2 separate regions of the Homo sapiens genome follow, and region 1 is linked to region 2. A link is a loop called in an ENCODE intact Hi-C map of the cell type or tissue named here. Cell type or tissue: HCT116. All regions are shown on one strand. Links, peaks and the distances in the headings refer to the core of each region. The heading gives the core; the rest is flanking DNA.

Region 1 (2,920 bases), core at 104-2,603, 140 kb before region 2:
AAGCTGTTGTAGTTATTATTTTGATCAGTTTATCTTTTAGTCTTTCTATCCAAGATATTAGTAGTTTATACACTGCAATTAGTGTTATAACATTAGTGTTTTTCTGTGTGCTTAATATTACCAGTGACTTTTCTATCTTTTGATGATTTCCTATTGCCATTAACGTCCTTTTCTTTCAGATTGAAGAACTCCCTTTAAGATTTCTTTCTTTCTTTTTTTTTTTTTTTTTTTTTGAGACAGAGTTTCGCTCTGTCGCCCAGGCTGGAGTGCAGTGGCGCGATCTGGGCTCACTGCAAGCTCCGCCTCCCGGGTTCATGCCATTCTCCTGCCTCAGCCTCCTGAGTAGCTGGGACTACAAGCACCTGCCACCACGCCCGGCCCCCCTTTAAGATTTCTTGTGGGACAGGTCTGATGATTAAATCCTTAAGCTTTTGTTTGTCAGGGAAAGTCTTTATTTCTCCTTCATGTTTGAAGGAAGGAGATTTTCACTGGATATACTATTCTAGGATAAAAGTGTTTTCCTTCAGCACTTTAAATATGTCATTCCACTCACCTTCTCTCGGCCTGTAAAGGTTCCACCGAAAAGTCGGCTGCCAGATGTACTGGGGCTCCATTGTTTGTTGTTTCTTTTCTCTTGCTGCTTTTAGCATCCTTTCTTTATCCTTGACTTTTGAGAGTTTGATTATATGATGCCTTGAGGTAGTCTTATTTAGGTTGACTCTGCTTGGTGTTCTATAACCTCCTTGTACTTGAATATTAATATCTTTCTCTAGGTTTGGGAAGTCTTGTTGTTAACCCTTTGAATCAGCTTTCTACCCCTATCTCTTTCTCTACCTTCTTTTTAAGGCCAATAACTCTTATCTTTGCCCTTTTTAAGGCTATTTGCCAGATCTTATAGGTGTGCTTCATTGTTTTTTATTCTTTTTTCTTTTGTCTTCTCTGACTGCATTTTCAAATAGTCTGTCTTCAAGCTCACTAGTTCTGCTTGATCAATTCTGTTGTTAAGAGACTCTGATGCATTCTTCAGTATGTCAATTGCACTTTTCAATTATGAAATTTCTGCTTGATTATTTTAATTTATTCCAATCTCTTTGTTAAATTTATCTGATAGGATTGTGAATTTCTTCTTTGTGTTATCTTGAATTTCACTGAGGTTTCTCAAAACAGCTATTTTGAGTTCTTTGTCTGAAAGGCACATATCTCTGTCTTTCCATGATCGATCCCCGGTGACTTATGTTTGGTGAGGTCATGTTTTCCTGGATGGCCTTCATGCTCGTGAATATTCACCAGTTTCTTGGAATTGAAAATTAGGTATTTATTGTAGTCTTCACAGTCTGGCCTTGTTTGTACCTGTCATTCTTTGGAAGGCTTTCCAGGTATTTGAAGGGATTTGGGTGTTATGATCTAAGTTTTTGGTCACTACAGCCATATCTGCATTAGGGGGCACCCCAAGCCCAGTAATACTGTAGCTCTTGCAGACTTTTAGAGGAAGAGCCTTGGTGGTCTTGGATAAGATCTGGATGAATTCTCTGATTTACCAGGCAGAGACTCTTCTCTTCCCTTACTTTCTCCTAAACAAACAGAATCTCTTTCCTGTGCTAAGCTGTCTGGAGCTGGAGGAGGGGTGACACAAGCACAACTGTAGCCACCACAATTGGGACTGAACTGGGTCAGATGTGAAACCAGCAAAGCAGTGGGTCTTGCCCAGTGCCCATGGTATCCACTGCCTGGCTACTGCCTATGTTTGCTAAAAGCCCTAAGACTCTACAACCAGTAGGTGGCAAATCTAGCCAGGCTTGCGTGCTTCCATTCAGGACAGCAAGCTCCCCCTATCTCTGGGCAGGTCCAGTGATGACGTCTGTGACAAGGGCCTGGAGTTGGAAACCTTAGGAATCTACCTGGTGCTCTCTTCTACTGAAGCTGTGCTGGCACCCATACTGCAAGACAAAGTTCTTCTCACTCTTCCCTCCCCTTTCCATAACCAGAGGAATCTCTCTCCATGGCCATCACCACCCCAGTCCTGTGGTGAGTACTCCCTGGCTATTGCTGATGGTTCACTCATGGCCCAAGGGTTCTTCTGTCAGCTTGCGGTCAATGCTGCCAGGCCTGTGTCTCTCCCTTCAAGGGGATTGTGCTCCCCTCTGTCCCAGGGCAGGTCCAGAAATCTTGTCCAAGAGTCACAGCTTAGAATTGGGAGCCCCAAGAGGCTGCTTGTTGTTCTACCTCACTGTGGCCAAGCTGGTACCTAAGCTCAAGACAAAGTTTCCTTCACTCTTACTGTTTCTTTCCGAAAGCAAAAAGAGTCTCTCCCTGAGCCACCGCAGCTGGGAATGTGCTGGGTCACACCTGAAGCCAGCACATCTTTGAGTCTTACTCCAGCCCATGATGATTACTGCCTACCATTGCTGATTATTCAGTGACCAAGGGCTCTTTTTTAAAACTTTCAAGTTTTGGGCATATAGGTGGTTTTTAGTTATAGTATCTTATCTTAGGATAAGTTCTTTAGTGGTGATTTCTGAGATTTTGGTGTACCTGTCATCCAAATAGTGTACACTGTAGCCAATATGTAGTTTTTTATGCCTCACCAACCCCAACCCTTCTCCCCGAGTCCCTAAAGTCCATTATATCATTCTTATGCCTTTGCATTCTCATAGCTTAGCTTCCACTTATAAGTTAGAACATATGATATTTGGTTTTCCATTCCTGAGTTACTTCAGTTAGAAAATGGCCTCCAGCTCCATCCAGGTTGCTACAAAGGCTATTATTTCATTCAGTTTTATGGCTGAATAGTATCCCAAGGTGTATATGTACCACATTTTCTTTATCCACTCGTTGGTTGATGGGCATTTAAGTTGGTTCCATATTTTTATAAGTGTGAATTGTGCTGCTATAAACAGGTAAGTGCAGTGTCTTTTTCATG
Region 2 (2,920 bases), core at 145-2,644:
GAATAGGAGTGGTGAGAGAGGGCATCCCTGTCTTGTCCCAGTTTCTGTGACTGGCTTATTTCACTTAGCATAACATCCTCAAGGTTTATCCATGCTGTACCATATGACAGTATTTTCTTCTTTCTAAAAGGCTAAATACTATTCCATTATATATTTATACCATCTTTTCTTTATCCATTCATCAATTGTCAGTGGACAATTAGATTGTTTCCATCTCTTGCTTACTGTGCATAATGCCACAATGAACATGGGAGTTCAAGCATCTCTTGCTGCCTTCAAAATTTTCTCTTTGTCTTTGACTTTTGACAGTTTGATTATAATGTGTCTTAGTGTGATCTTCTTTGGGTTCATCCATGATGGACTCTGTTGGCCTTTGTGAATCTATATGTCCATTTTCTTTCTTAGATTTGGGAAGTTTTGGGCCATTATTTCTTCTACTTCTTTCTTTCTCTCTTTTCCTTCTGAGACCCTATAATGTATATATTGGTGTGCTTGCTAGTGACTCATAGTCCTTGGCTTTCTTCCCTCTTCTTCATTCATTTTTCTTTGTGTTCCTCTGATAGGATAATTTTAAATGACTTGTCTTTGAGTTCACTGATTCTTTCTCCTGCTTTCTTCTGCTTCAAATCACTCTAGTGAATTTTTAAAGTCAGTTATTTTGTTCTTCAGCTCCAAATTTTTTATGTTTGTTACTTTGTAGTGTTTTCTATCTCTTTGCTGTTTTCCTGAGCTCATGGGGCATCCTTATGAAGATCATTTTGAATTCCTTGATAATTCATATACCTGGGTTTCATTAAAGTCGGTTTCTAGAGATTTATTTTATTCCTTTGGTTAGGCCGTGTTTCCCTGTGTCTTTAGATGCCTTGTTACTTTGTGTTTGGATGCACACATTTGAAAAAAGAACTACCTCCCCCAGTATTTACTGGCTTCATACGGGGACCTTCACAAATCCGACTGGCTAGTGATTCTGGTGACTTCTCAAAGATTTTTTGGTAATGTGTCTTCTCCAGACTTATGCATGTAAATTCTTAATGACCAGTTTTCTTTTTTCTGAAGCTCATTATCTCGTCCTCCCTCTGGTGTTTGTCTGGAGTACTACAGGTTCTCTGGAGCTGCCATTGGCCACCCAGGTTTTATTCTTAGTGGCACCCTGTCAGGGTCCCAATAGCATTCTTAGTCAGGTTAGGCAGAAATTCATTACTCAGGCAGATGCTGGAGAAGCTGGAACATTGGACACATGTTCCACTCCCTCCTTTCCCCCTGAGGGGAGAAGCTGCCAAGTTGCATCAGCCTCTGTCCTCTGCACCATAGGTCCTTGGAGCAGCAGTAAGCTACTCGGCTGTTTTTTGTTCTTAGTGATTCCCAGGCATCTAAAATATGCTGCAACCCACAAGTACCCAAAACGGATGAAACAGAAGCCAGACCCGCAGGCAGCCCTCTGAAAAGCTGGAAATGTCGGATAGAGACAGCAACTCTTTTTCCTCCCCAGCAGGAAGTCAGGAGTTAGGAGTTTTCTCCCACTTGTGCTGTGCTGAACTGGGGGTAGGGGAGGATGGCAGGTGAGTTTGTTACAATTCTTACCATCACCTTTGTTCTTAGTGGGTCCCAACTTGGTGCTGTTTCTTGTCCATGCTCATATTCATGTAAGACAGAAACCAGTCCCTTGGGTAGCCCCACAAAATGTCTGAATATTAGGCCTATGTTCCAGTCTTCTCTTTCCCTCCCTCAGGAAGAAGCTGGGAGTTGAGAATTACCTCAGGATCACTCTGGGCTATGCTGGGGATATGGGCTCTGTTGAGTGAGTGCCACAAATTTTCCTGTTGGTCAATGTGACTGGTTTCATGCTTCCCCAGGGTGCAGGAGCCTCTGACCTAGTTTCTGGATTTCTCACAAAGGGGTCTGGTCCATGTGTTGTTGTTGAATCATTGTCTGTAGGGGGAAAGAATGGTTTGGAGCTTCCTATTGTGCCATATTGCTGATGTCGTCCCCCAAGGAGGAGTGTTAATGCATAAATGACTTAGAACAGTTCCTAGGATTTAATAAGCACGCAACAAATCTTAGCTACTTTTATTCTTCTGCCTTAAGAAGGCTGAATATTTTTCTTATATGCCCTATTACTTATGTTACTTTGAAAACTGTTAAAATAATGTAATGAGAATTATAGTGTTAATAAAAAAAATCCTGATATGTTGACTACAACTTCAAAAGAGAAAACAGAAGAACTAAAGTGAAACCATATTTGTTTCTTTTGAATAACTAACACACTAGTCAGTATAATTACTGGTTCTTTTAAGATTGACATGAGAAGCATTGATGGGCAGTAAGTAAACATCAGTGCTGCTTTATGACAGTTTCTGAACAGCAGAAATTTCTGTGGTCTACAACTACTGTGATCCAGAAGGAATTAGACTAACAAAACTCGTAAGACAAATAAATAATACCATTAAACCAGAACCTCTTGGCAAGCTATAAGAGAGTCAGTTTTTTTGTTTTTTTTTTTTTTTGAGATGGAGTCTCGCTCTGTCACCCAGGCTGGAGTGCAGTGGTGCAGTCTCAGCTCACTACAACCTCCACCTCACAGGTTCAAGCAATTTTCATGCCTCAGCCTCCTGAGTAGCTGGGACTACAGGTGCATGCCACCACGCCCGACTAGTTCTTGTATTTTTAGTAGAGATGGAGTTTCACCAGGTTGGCCAGGCTGGTCTTGAACTCCTGACCTCAGGTGATCCACCTGCCTTGGCCTCCCAAAGTGCTGAGATTATAGGCATGAGCCACTGTGCCCGGCCTAGAGTCAGTTCTTATTGAAGTTACTTAAAATGCCACTGGACTTCTATGGTAAGTCAGGCACTACCTGGTTTCAAATCTTTGTTTAGAAAGGCTTTGTAGATGGCAATAGTGGGCATATATAGTCATATTCCTC

Evidence for each region. Hi-C counts contacts between places; a loop is a spot of excess contacts. Peaks named below come from ENCODE experiments on the same cell type or tissue, not always from the same donor. Only the 100,000 strongest peaks of a DNase experiment are listed, where the experiment ranks them.
Region 1: a loop joins it to region 2, with 7 times the contacts of the local background. A loop is called at or near these places in 6 of 110 quality-filtered maps.

The regions. Positions count from the first base shown.
Region 1 is chr5:131,005,027-131,007,946 of GRCh38, reverse strand. No RefSeq gene overlaps it. Among named protein-coding and RNA genes, the nearest start is that of HINT1, 160 kb to the left of the region's middle. In HCT116, for the core only: a CTCF peak has its summit at 1,450 (motif pointing right); a DNase peak (open chromatin) is centred at 1,796.
Region 2 is chr5:130,869,848-130,872,767 of GRCh38, reverse strand. It overlaps LOC107986449 (a long non-coding RNA gene), which reads left to right and starts at 1,341. Exons shown (of 4, transcript XR_001742881.1): 1 at 1,341-1,559. In HCT116, for the core only: a CTCF peak has its summit at 1,094 (motif pointing left); a DNase peak (open chromatin) is centred at 1,087.